Linked DNA regions of Homo sapiens: regions 1 and 3 are each linked to region 2. The links are chromatin contacts, found by Hi-C or POLR2A ChIA-PET in ENCODE. All regions are on one chromosome and are shown on one strand. The core of a region is the stretch at or near the end of the contact, and the rest is flanking DNA. Distances in the headings are between cores, read along the strand shown.

Region 1 (3,482 bases), core at 538-3,037, 4.6 Mb before region 2:
AGGCTGCAGGGGTGAGTGTGGCCAGGCCCAGGTTGCTCAGGTGCCCACCCTCCTTCCTCAGCCCTGCCGGGCATTCTCCACCAATCGGCACTTTCTGGTTTCTTCCCCACTGTGGTAAAAATAACTTCCTCTTGAAGTATCTAAATCTGTATGTGATTTTACACACTTTTTTTTTTTTTGGCACGTTGTCGGATGAATTCTGACACTAAAGCAGAATGAAATTGCAAGAGATCTGCAATCACATTTCTGTAAAGCTCTGACCAGATGAGTCAGTTCCACTGTTTTCTCAAAGACTGAGAAAATACTTTCAGGCAAGACACTGCATTCTAAGCACCACAGCAGTTCCTTCTCCCCTAAGCTTCTTAGGAACTTGGCAGTGTGGTAGATGGAGGGAGGCGGAGCAGAAGGCAGGGTGCTGTTTGTTGTGATCTGCCCATGGCTTACTGGCTGTGTTCTGAGCAGAGAGGGCGTCTCAGGGGACCCATCAACCCACATCGACGTGGCTCCCAGAACTTGGCCGCACGTGCTTGGAGGAGCTGAAGCAGGGTTCCAGCCAGCCCGCTGGGGGCCTTGAAGTAAGGCTCTGTTGCACTCCTGCTAACACCCTCAGAAAAGCGGTGGGAGGAGCAGTCATTCTCAAATACCACAGCTTCGAAGAGGATCCCTTCTGACAGTAACATACCACTGCACAAAGCAGGCTCACTGAGGGAACTGGAAAACTGTTCAGTTCTGTGGCTTTTACGGGCCATGTAGACAGAGGAAGGGGGCTAAGATGTGTAAGGGAATCAAAACCATTTCATTTCTCTTTGTGCTTACTGGCCAGCCGTGTCTCCTCTTCTGTGACTGCTCCTGTACTCTGCCCATTTATCTCGTGAGTTGGTTTATCTTTTTCTCATTGATAAACTGAACTTTTAAAGACCTGCATATTAGTTCTATTTCCTGGGGAGATGTTTGTGGTTTTTTTTTGTTTTGTTTTGTTTTGTTTTGTTTTGTTTTGCTATGGTTATGGGGTGTTACTGTTGAGCTTTCACTTTAATATAGTTTTTTTTTTCTTTGTGGTTTTTACTTTCTGTGTCTTCAAATGACTTCTGATGAGAAAGTACTGGTAAACAGACCTATTTGTCTGGACAAGATTTATGTGTGTAGCAGAGCAGGGTAGACATAATAGTCATTTTAGTATCTTCAATTATTTGAAGACTATAAAGTCCAATAGACAAGCCTATATAGCTTCCAGAAGAACAGCAAAAAATGGATGGAGGCTAGAAAGGAGTAGCTCACCACACTGTGAAGAACCCTCTTACCCACTGGAGCTGCCCACAGTGAAATGGGATGGTCAGTAGCAGGCAACCGGGAGGAGGCTGTGCAAATCCTCATCAACAACACAGCTTTCACCTATCACATAGTGAGACTCTAAACTCTGGAAACCCATGTCTTACTCTGCTTCTTCTCTCTTAGGACTTCCTGGGGACATTCTGCTTCCCCTAATTTCTAGAGCAAGTTCTGGCGGAGGTGGAGGAAACGCACTGCTGATTTTAATTTTAGAAAAAATTTAACTATGATTAAGACTCAGAAAATGACAACGATGGCCTAAAATGTTTTTGTGTATTCTACTTGCCTTGGTCACTTGACTTCTGCAATTTTTAAAATAAGTGTTTGGGTCCAAAGAAAATAGCCTTATATTTGTTTCAGTTGCTACAATTATATGACCTCTTGTCTCTTTCAGCACATGATTTGAAGAACAGCAGAGATCTTAGAACGATCTACTTCAGTGATTCTCAAGAGAAAAGAAACACTCTCCCCTGGGAGTGCACAGAAAAATTACCTCAGGGACTTTTTTTTTTTTTTTTTTTTTTTTGAGACAGAGTCTCGCTCTGTCGCCCAGGCTGGAGTACAGTGGTGCGATCTTGTCTCACTGCAAGCTCCACCTCCCGGGTTCACACCATTCTCCTGCCTCAGCCTCCCGAGTAGCTGGGGCTACAAGCGCCCACCACCATGCCCGGCTAATTTTTTGTATTTTTAGTACAGACGGGGTTTCACCGTGTTAGCCAGGACGGTCTCGATCTCCTCACCTTGTGATCCGTCCGCCTCGGCCTCCCAGGGAGCTGGGATTACAGGCGTGAACCACCGCGTACGCCGCATTCTTTTATTTTTTTATTTTTATTTATTTATTTATTTTGGGATGGAGTCTCGCTCTGTCGCCCGGGCTGGAGTGCAGTGGTGCGATCTCGGCTCACTGCAAGCTCCGCCTCCTGGGTTCATGACATTCTCCTGCCTCAGCCTCCCTAGTAGCTGGGACTACAGGCGCCCGCGACCACGCCCGGCTAATTTTTTTGTATTTTTTAGTAGAGACGGGGTTTCACCATGTTAGCCAGGATGGTCTCGATCTCCTGACCTCGTGATCCACCCACCTCGGCCTCCCAAAGTGCTGGGATTACAGGCGTGAGCTCAGGGACTTTTTTAAAAGGACTTCCAATGCCATGCCCTTTCTCCCTCTCCTGGCCACTGAGATGTATTCCCATAGGGACAGTCAAGACCCTATGGAAACACTGCTATGGATGAGGGTCCTAAGGAACGGAAACAGCTGAGAATCATGGATCTAATGAAACTCCTTCATTGTAGAGATGAAGACACTGAAGCCTTGGAGGCTCACATGACTTAACACCGACAACTGACTTATTGTCGGGTCACCCTGCACACCCAGGCCTAGTGCCCCCTCCATCCAGCCGCATGGCTCTGCCTGACGGTTCTGTTTATCCAATGGGAAGGCATTCATGTCAAACAGCCTTTGTGTTAAAGCAGGAAGCTCTGTGCTGGATGACAAGGTCAGGGTTTTTAAGGTCCCCAAACAAAATACAACTTTCTACGAAATAATGTAAAATCAGCATTTGCCTTCAACTGCTCAAGGAACTGGGTGATTGGCCATGCCAGATGGTATGGCTCTCACTTGCCGCAACACCTACTGGAGGCTAACAGAGCAAGGCAACACAGAGAGGCTGAGCTTGGGAAACAAGCAAGTGAAGACACAAGATCTGCTTCTGCGGTTCACTGCTCTTGCTCTGACTGTCAATGAGAGGGAAGTGGGAACTGAGAAAAGAAAGTGGGCGTACTACTGGACGTGGTAGTTTCGTCATGAATGGGGGAAGTTCTGGGAGCAGGCACAGTGTATGCCTGGCATTGTGATTATTTCTGAAAGGATGTATCTTATGGATCACTAGTGCAATCCTAGAACAGCTGGCTATCCCAGAGAGTAAGCGCCAGCATACTCCCTCCACACAGCTATTTTTATTTTGTGAATGCAGGAACAAAAAAAGTAGTGTGGATAAATTCAAAACAGAGGAAATCAGGCTGTGCAAAAAATGTGTCATTTAAAGACTATCTCCAGGAAGCAGAAGAGAAGAAGCAGGAAGGGGTACATATATGTAATTAGTGGGATGGATGAATTACCGGAACTTGTCAGGTGTTGAAGAGCCCTTGCCAAATAC
Region 2 (3,808 bases), core at 208-2,707:
CAGCTCAACTCAGCTCCAGTAGAGATGGTGTCCCCTTCTCTACCGTGTTGAGATAGTGTGCAGTCCCTTCCTAAGGGCTGTTACCCACCGCAATAGGACTTGTCAGCTTCAACTTTTAAATTTCTCTGCTCCCGCTGGGACCCACCCGCTTCAAAAATCATCATGTGGTTTTAGCACCAATTTAGTAAACACAAACTGTCTGAAATATTTTGATTTTAGAGAGTTACTTACAATCACCACATTAAATGATACCTTTCTCCCATGCAGTGAAAATGACAGCAAAATGGTCATTGAATAATGAAATTAATTTTCTCTTGGGCATCTGTGGCAAAGCACATGATTTCAATGGTTATCTTAGATCAGCCCAGTGACCTTTACTGGCATGTTGTAACATCAGGCGCCTTAGGAAACTGAAAACTCAATCGTCACTTCCCATACCACTGCCCCAGGTTGGCAGGGCAGGCATTTCACATCTAGAGTCTCATTTTAAAGCAAGCCTCGCTTTTCAAAAGTTCATTAACAAAGTCTCACAATTAAGAGAGCAGCCCTGTGACTCATTTTTGGATACCTGTAAATAACAGCTCCTCCCTCTGCTGAGAAACGGCTGAAACAAGTGCGTGAGAACCACAGGAAGTAATACAGATCTCAGCTGGTGTCAGCGGAGTCTAGAAAAAGGCAGAATTCCCTCTCAGGACGGCGTGGCTCTCGCAGGCATTGCCACTACTTCTCTCCATGTTTCTAAAACAAAGTCTTACGTGGGCTTCGAAGGGACTCCTCGAAGGCTCTATCAATTTCTCCGTCTTTCCTGGCTACTGAGTGACACCGCCAAGTTCAAGTCAAGAAGTACCCATTCTGGTGTTTTTGACACAGTCACCCTACTAGGAAGTGAAGAGGTGATAATAAAAAAACACTCCAGCCTTTCGATTTAAAATAAAAGTAGTCTTGGGTGGACACTTTATAAAGGCAGCCTACCAACAGGTATCCCTAAAATAATTCTTACGAAGCACTAAATCCTAAGTCCCTCAGCCTCTGAAATTAAAAGTAATTTTAAAAAATCATTCTGCTTTATATGAGAAACCCAATGCTGTGTTTCCGAAGGTGCCCAGAGGCGGCGTGAGGACCTGCGCCAGATCCAAAATCCCACCTAAGGCACAGCCGCGGGTCCCGAGCCTAGACAGTGCCCCCGCCCCGACCCGCCCTCCCCGATCTCTCCGCGCACGGGGAAAATAGTCAGGAAGAGAAATGGGGGCTCAGGAAGAGAAAAACAAACCTGGACTGGGAGCGAGAGTGCGAACCGAGAAGCCCCTCTCCCGGCAGGGCGCGCGTCCCCTGTGGGCGCAGCGATGGAGAAGGAAACCTGTTGCGCGACTCCCGGCGGCTCCGCTCCCGGCGCCTCCTGCGGCCGAGGCTGAGTTCCTCCACGGCCGCCCGAGCTCCGCGCCGCCGCGGCCGCATCTGGGCGCCGCCGGCTCAGCCCCCGCCGCTTAGGAAGCGACCACAGCTGGGGACCAGGCCCCGCCCCGGGATGACAGCGCTGGGGCGCGGCGGCAGCCGGCTCACAGAGCGCGGGTTCCCGCCCCACCCAGAGTCCATGCGCTCGGGACCGCCCGGAGCCGGGGACGCGCTCCAGCCCCTCCCGCAAGCCCAGGGGCGTTCCCGCGGGCTGCGCGGACCGGCGCGGGGAGTGGGATGTTTGCCGCCCAAGACACTTCCTCCGCTCGTCCTCTGGTCCCCAGGGCAGGGAGCGCGCTGGACTTCCCCCGGGAATCCCCGCTGCGCTGGTGACATTTGCAGTCCGGTGCGTTGCCGCGGCGAGGACGCTGGAAGCCGTCTCTGAGCGTGGGTGTGGCTGCGGAAGCTGCGGCAGGTCCTGCATCCCTGGGACCCTCGAGGACGCGGGCGAGGAGCCTGCGGTCACACGGAGGCCGAGCACCGCCTTCCCAGAACCCTGCCGACCAACCTCTCTCCAGTCGGCCTCAACACCCGCCGGGCTCATCATTCTCTGGATATCAACTGAGCGTCCCCTTGTGTGCCCACCGCGCTCAAAAATACTGCCAAGACCCACCCTCCAGGTCCCGGCACTTTAACGGGGAGGGATAAATAGAAAGTGTGGATTGTGCCAGGTGGTGGTAAAGCACCTTGAAAAACAAGGCTGAGGCTGAAAAGTAAGGAAGTGATACTCAAAAAAGGAAAAATCGGGCCGGGCGCGGTGGCTCACGCGCGTATTCCTAACACTTTGGGAGGCCGAAGGGGGAGGATCTCTTGAGCCCAGGAGTTTGAGACCAGCCTGAGCGATGTGGTGAAAGCCTATCTCTACAAAAAATAAAAAAATTAACTGGGCGTGGTGGCGCACGCTGTGATCCCAGCTGCTCGGGAGGCTAAGGTGGGAGGATCACTTGAGGCTGAGAGGTCAAGGATGCAGTGAGCCGAGATCGCGCCACTGTACTCCAGCCTGGGCGACAGAATGAGACGCTGTCTCAATTGAATGAGAAGAAAAAAAATAAAACTAAAGAACGAATCCTGCCTTGATGGCAGAATGTTTAGACACAGGAACCACCTGAAAGCTCCCAGTTGCCAAAGATGGAACCATTTGAGCAACGAAGTAAACTAAACAAGGTAGTATTGGATTACAAGCCAAAGTAAAAAAATCCATGAGTCTACACTGATATAAATAAATAATTGAATAAATAAATAAAAGGCGGAGAGGAGACAAATCTCCTATACAGAATAATTCCAAATAATTTATGTAGATCATGTACCCTAGGCTGTGCACAGTGACTTCCTCCAAAATAGTACAATGTGGAAAGGGAAAAACAGTAGGTTTACAATGGAGAAAGCCGACAGACACTACCCCAGCCAGATGTTCTAAGCCAACGTCAACAATCGTGACTCATTGATGGCATGTAGTCAATATGATGTGATGAATGTGGCATATTACATGTGTGGTCTCCCTCCTGGAAAACCATAACCTCAGTCTCATAATGAGAAAAATATCAAACAAATTCCAGTAGTGGAACATCCTACAAAATACCTGACCAATATTCCTCAAAGTTGTCAGGTTATCAAAAGTAAGGAAAGTACAGTCCAGACGTGGCTCACGCCTGTAATCCGTACACTTTGAGAGGCTGAAGCGAGAGGATTGCTTGAGGCCAGGAGTTCGAGGCCTGATCTGGCCGACATAGCCAGATGCTGTCTCTACAAAAAATAAAATAAAATAAGGAAAGTCTGAAAAACTGCCGCAGCCTAGAAGAAACTCAGGAGACGTGAAAACTAAATGTAATGTGGTATCCTGGATGGGATCCTGGGACAGAAAAAGGACTTGGGGAAAAACTAAGGAAATCTAAATAAAGCATGGACTTTCATTAGTAATAAGAATCAAGGTTGATTAATTAGTTGTGAGGAATGTAATGTAAGATGGTAATCATAGGGAAATCTGAAATGGAATTTATGGAAATTCTGTACTACCTTTGCAGTTGTTCTGTAAATCTAAAACGGTTCTAAAAAATACAGTTTATTTTAAAAGAAAGTAAAATAAGAGGGATGAGGTATGTTATATTTTTAAAAATGGGTATATTGCAAAGCCATCTAAGATAAGAGAATCATTGAGGGAGGAAACAATGCAGCTATTGGGATTAAGATCATTTCAAGCCTAGGAATCAGTGGATGTAAAGGCCCCGAGGCAGGAGCATGCTGGGCTTCTGGGAGAAATATCAGCGTGGGCAAAACAGAGTCCAGGAAGAGTGATGGTGGTGGGGCTAGGAGTGGGGAGTAGAGCATGTAGGGCATTGGTAGTCATGATAGTCTTTAC
Region 3 (3,989 bases), core at 1,281-3,780, 3.1 Mb before region 2:
AGATAGATGAATCCAAATCTTAAGTTTAAGAATATATTTAGGTTAAGTATGTTTCAAAGTCACAGTAAAAGAAAACACATTTCAACATAAAAATAGAAAGTGAGTCGTCTGTACTGTTCTCACTAAAAAATTATCTTGAAAAAAATCTTTTGAAGTATTTAAAAAAATGCTTGATAAAACTAATATAGTTCATACACAACCAGGAAAAGTAATTCTATACTACTAGTTTAATGTATAGTAACCTAACAGTTTTTACAAATACATAACAAATGTAGACTATGAGAGAAAAAGTATATCAAGAGAAAAAATTTATCCCCATGCATTTTTCAAGAAAACGCTCTAAAAACTGGTAGAAATATTAACCATTTATAACTATTCATAGAAAATTAATTTGCTACACTTCTGCTAATTGTTTTTCTACACGGACATGCCAAAAACAACCAAATTCAGATTGAAATCCAATCTCTAATTTATTAGAATAGGTCATAAGTTCAATATCTACCATGCATAATATTTTTAAAAGTAATTGTCTTTAAACCTCATCCTTAACATACCTCATTCATCACACCAATAGTATAGAAGCAGATATATTTTTCCTTAGAAACTTCTATCTCCTTACAAATAAAATAGTTATCATAAAAAAACTTTAGACCTCTATTTGGATATATGTTTAGCTACTATAAACTAGGAGCTGAGAAACATCACAGCAGTATATAAGCTGAATTATAATCAAGGGAAAAGCCAACACATGATTTCTCATAGTATATATCTAATCACACCAACAGGAAAATAAAAACTTTCTTTGGAACTAATCAGCAACACAGAAGGACTGGGGAGAACAAAGTAGAAGTTAAAAAATAAAATTAAAGAAAGGATACAGCCTTAAAGCACCAGTCTGAGTTCCCACTGCCAGGATCTTCTGTACAGGATCAAAGGCCAGGGCTGAGGGTTGATAGGGAAATCCATGGCGAACAGTCTAGGGATGGGCAAGTGACATCACAGCAACCAAGGCAGCAAGCGAAATTTTAAAATAGAAAGTCAATAGAGGCGTTAGAATTTAGAACCACTACCACTGATGCAAAACACATACACATGCACTTACTGCTTTTGAAAAAATAAGTGAAACCTACATTAACAAAGTTATTCACATAGAACCTGAAACAAACAAAAATCTAGTCCAGTGATATACTTTAATTTCGCTTTTCCATAATACTGGTATTCCATAGAAGAAAATCTTTTATTAATATTCTATACTACTACATCCGACACCAGATGACTAAAGTTTGCAATGGTCCAAAATTCTGTAAACCCATTAAATGCAATTCATACTTTATTTTGGCAGTATTCATTTCATCATTACTTTATTTGGATGCTAACGCAAGTACTTCTAAGGAAAAGCTGTCATATAATTACTTTAGTCAAGCATTCAGTAGAGCAATAATCAAACCTCTATCCCAACATTTTACACTTGTAACAGAATGAAGATGAGTACAACATACATTTTTGCAATTTACTATTAAGGCCATAATCATTTTAGGGCATTAGACCTATATATATATATATATATATATATATGCACACTTTTAATTAACTCTGACATACAAATACATGGCTATTTATGAGAAAGGCAGGTATTAAAACCGAGGCAAGTTTGTGTTTCTCATTAAGCAGCTGGTGACTTAATTCGCTGCATCATTCTTTCTGAATTACAGAACGCTATGGCAATTATCGTGCCATTAACAGGCAAAAATCTCAGTACTTTTTAACAAACATAATGATAAAAAGAACCCTGTGATTTCATATCGTAAGCCACTTACACCACATTTTAAGGGAAAAGTGATGAGCAAAGGTGTGGTAGAACAGGTTTGGCTTTTTGATAAACAACATTCATTAGACACCGTTTCCAAAGGAAACTTCGAAGTTGGTGAATCATATTAAAACGCTTGAATATAAAAGCTTCCAGGTTATTACTGGCAGTGTCAGAATACGATTAAAGGTCGGATAATAGTTTGAAGCAACCTTGAACTGATTGCTGCATGTGCAAAGGGGAGAGAGAAAAATCAATGAAAAGGAGTAAGGTATCAATCTCCAAAACAACCCACCGAAGAAACGTTTGCCAAGGGAGGAGCGAGCCTTTTATTAGAGTTATTATTATTATTATTGGCGTTCTCTTCCCTTGCATTCCCATGTAAAGCCCGAGTAGCCCCCTTAAAACAACCCCAATTTTTCAATGACGGTGTCGCGGGGCTGCGCGCTCCGTTCACCTTGCAGAGCTGAAAGTGCTCGGACTGGAGCGTTTCCTGGATCTCCGGCTCCCGGTTCCCAGGCGGATGCTGCTGCTGTTGCTGCTGCGACGCCGAGGACGAGCCGGCGGTCAGGCCGTCCAGCACCTTCCTGATGTTGAATTTCCTCATGGTCTCGGAGGGGCTCCCCCGCAGCCCGGGAGGGGAGGCACAGGGGGTCCCCGGGCGGGGGAGACCACCCGGGGCCGAAGGCAGCTTCGACCGCGGAAACGGAGGAGTGGGAGTGTGAGGGTAAGGAGGCAGCTGGGGGGAAGCAAAAGATAATCCGAACAGGAAATACTGCGACGACAAGAGCGGCGGCCGCAAGAAACCTGGGCGGCGACCCCTCTTCCTCCGAGGCCGCCGCTGCTTGGCGCGGCTGCTGTGGTGCCGATTCAGCCGCCGCCGCCGCCGCCTCGCTCCGCGGCCCGGCAGCAGCAGCAGCAGCAGTGGCGGCGGCGCCCGAGCCCGCTCAGCCCAGCCTCACCTGGCCGCGGGCGGACTCTGCGCCGCGCCGCCGCCCCGGCTCGCCCCCGGCGCCGCCACCGTCGCCGCTGCGTCCATGGCCCGCGGCCGCGCCGCTGCTCGCCCGCCCCGGCCCCGCAGTCCCTCGGCGCGTCCTCCGGCTCCTTCTCCTCCTGCCGGGGGTCGCCGGCTCTCTGTCCGCGGCCGCCGCTCGGCCTCGCACACAAGGCGCCTGGTGTGGGTCCCCGCGCCGCCTGCCTCGCCCCGCCTCGCTCCTCCGCCGCTGGACCGGCCCGCCCTCGCCGCTCCCGAGCCCGGCTGCGTTCCTCAGGCGCCGCCGCGGCCGTCGGCTCTCCCCGCCCAGCCGCTCCCCATCGCCTGACAGGGCGCCTCGGCACACGGCACCAACGCCCGCCCGGAGCAGCAGCGGCAGCCGCGGTTACAGCGCGGGCCGCGGCGGTGGCGGCAGCAGGGCCTCCCAGGAGCCGGGCTGCGGTACCTGCGCATGCGCGCCGCAGCCCGGTTCCCCCACCCTGGCCCAGCAGGCCCCCAGCCCCCCAGCCCGAGCGAAGCTGGGGCTTAAATTATCTTCTGCGAAAATCCCAGACGCTGGCTAAATTTCTCCCACCCCAGTCGAGTTGCCAGAGTATGCAGCTGCTTCTCTTGCAGCTGGCATAGTAAAAATGTTGACGACTAACAAGCAGCAGGAAACCTTTCTTTCCAATTCAGTCATTACAGCAGGGGTTGATGCTTTCTCGCCGTTAATGGGGTGCACGCTCCTGGCCGCTGGCTGCAGTATTATTTTTCTTGCTTTATTGACGGGCGTTGTTTTTGTTTGATTGGATTTGAGTTTTGAAAAAGAGCGTCTAGACAACGATATGTCAGTGGCAGGAGGATGATGGACTTAGGTACTAGGAAAAGGAGAGAAACCTAGACGGGAAAAAACGGGTTCTTTCCTACAGCTGTTACTGTTGGTGGAACGTGTCTGGTCTTAGCAGTTAGCTGCTGGGATGGAAGAGGCTGCCAGCGGGGAACGGTTCCAGGGCCGGTGTCAGCCCGGGCCGATGACACTACCCCGCACCCAGCCCCTCGCCGGGGAGGAGCGCGGGTGGCAGGAAACGCCGCGCTGCCACTATTTTTCAGAACCTTCAATCTGCCCTGACGCTGATGAGCCACTCAGTAATGCCCTGGGAGCTTCACTCTAGAACGGGGAAAGGGGGATAGGATGAAGTTTTTGCTCAG

The links. A loop is a pair of places that touch in the nucleus more often than their neighbours do. ChIA-PET counts read pairs that join two places held with the same protein, here RNA polymerase II (POLR2A). Pooled maps may share reads with other maps.
Region 1: a map with no recorded cell type shows a loop between it and region 2 (8-fold over the local background). The contact joins the enhancer-like site here to the promoter of STX11 in region 2. A Hi-C loop is called at or near these places in 1 of 37 single-sample maps with no recorded cell type and 2 of 50 pooled maps. POLR2A ChIA-PET finds 5 or more read pairs at or near these places in 1 of 52 experiments (BJ).
Region 3: a loop to region 2 is called in a map with no recorded cell type, with 10 times the contacts of the local background. The contact joins the promoter of STXBP5 here to the promoter of STX11 in region 2. A Hi-C loop is called at or near these places in 3 of 37 single-sample maps with no recorded cell type and 9 of 50 pooled maps.

Annotation. Positions count from the first base shown.
Region 1 is chr6:148,758,221-148,761,702 of GRCh38, reverse strand. The region is part of intron 1 of UST (uronyl 2-sulfotransferase); the gene reads right to left. It overlaps LOC107986659 (a long non-coding RNA gene), which reads left to right. Exons shown (of 2, transcript XR_001744408.2): 1 at 1-871; 2 at 1,724-3,482. Among named protein-coding and RNA genes, the nearest start is that of UST, 13 kb to the right of the region's middle. RefSeq lists an enhancer at 235-985. Within about 2 kb of position 1,787, at least 10 of the 41 ENCODE cell types and tissues checked have a DNase peak (open chromatin) inside an H3K27ac peak, as active enhancers do.
Region 2 is chr6:144,148,166-144,151,973 of GRCh38, reverse strand. It overlaps STX11 (syntaxin 11), which reads right to left and starts at 1,457. Exons shown (of 2, transcript NM_003764.4): 1 at 1,271-1,457. RefSeq lists a silencer at 1,331-1,770.
Region 3 is chr6:147,202,958-147,206,946 of GRCh38, reverse strand. It overlaps STXBP5 (syntaxin binding protein 5), which reads right to left and starts at 2,530. Exons shown (of 28, transcript NM_001127715.4): 1 at 2,265-2,530; 2 at 879-976. The coding sequence starts at 2,414. STXBP5-AS1 (STXBP5 antisense RNA 1) reads left to right here and starts at 2,333. Exons shown (of 11, transcript NR_034115.1): 1 at 2,333-2,534. LOC124901422 (a long non-coding RNA gene) reads left to right here and starts at 3,376. Exons shown (of 2, transcript XR_007059803.1): 1 at 3,376-3,989. RefSeq lists silencers at 2,388-2,577, 2,748-2,827, 2,848-2,897, 2,928-3,347.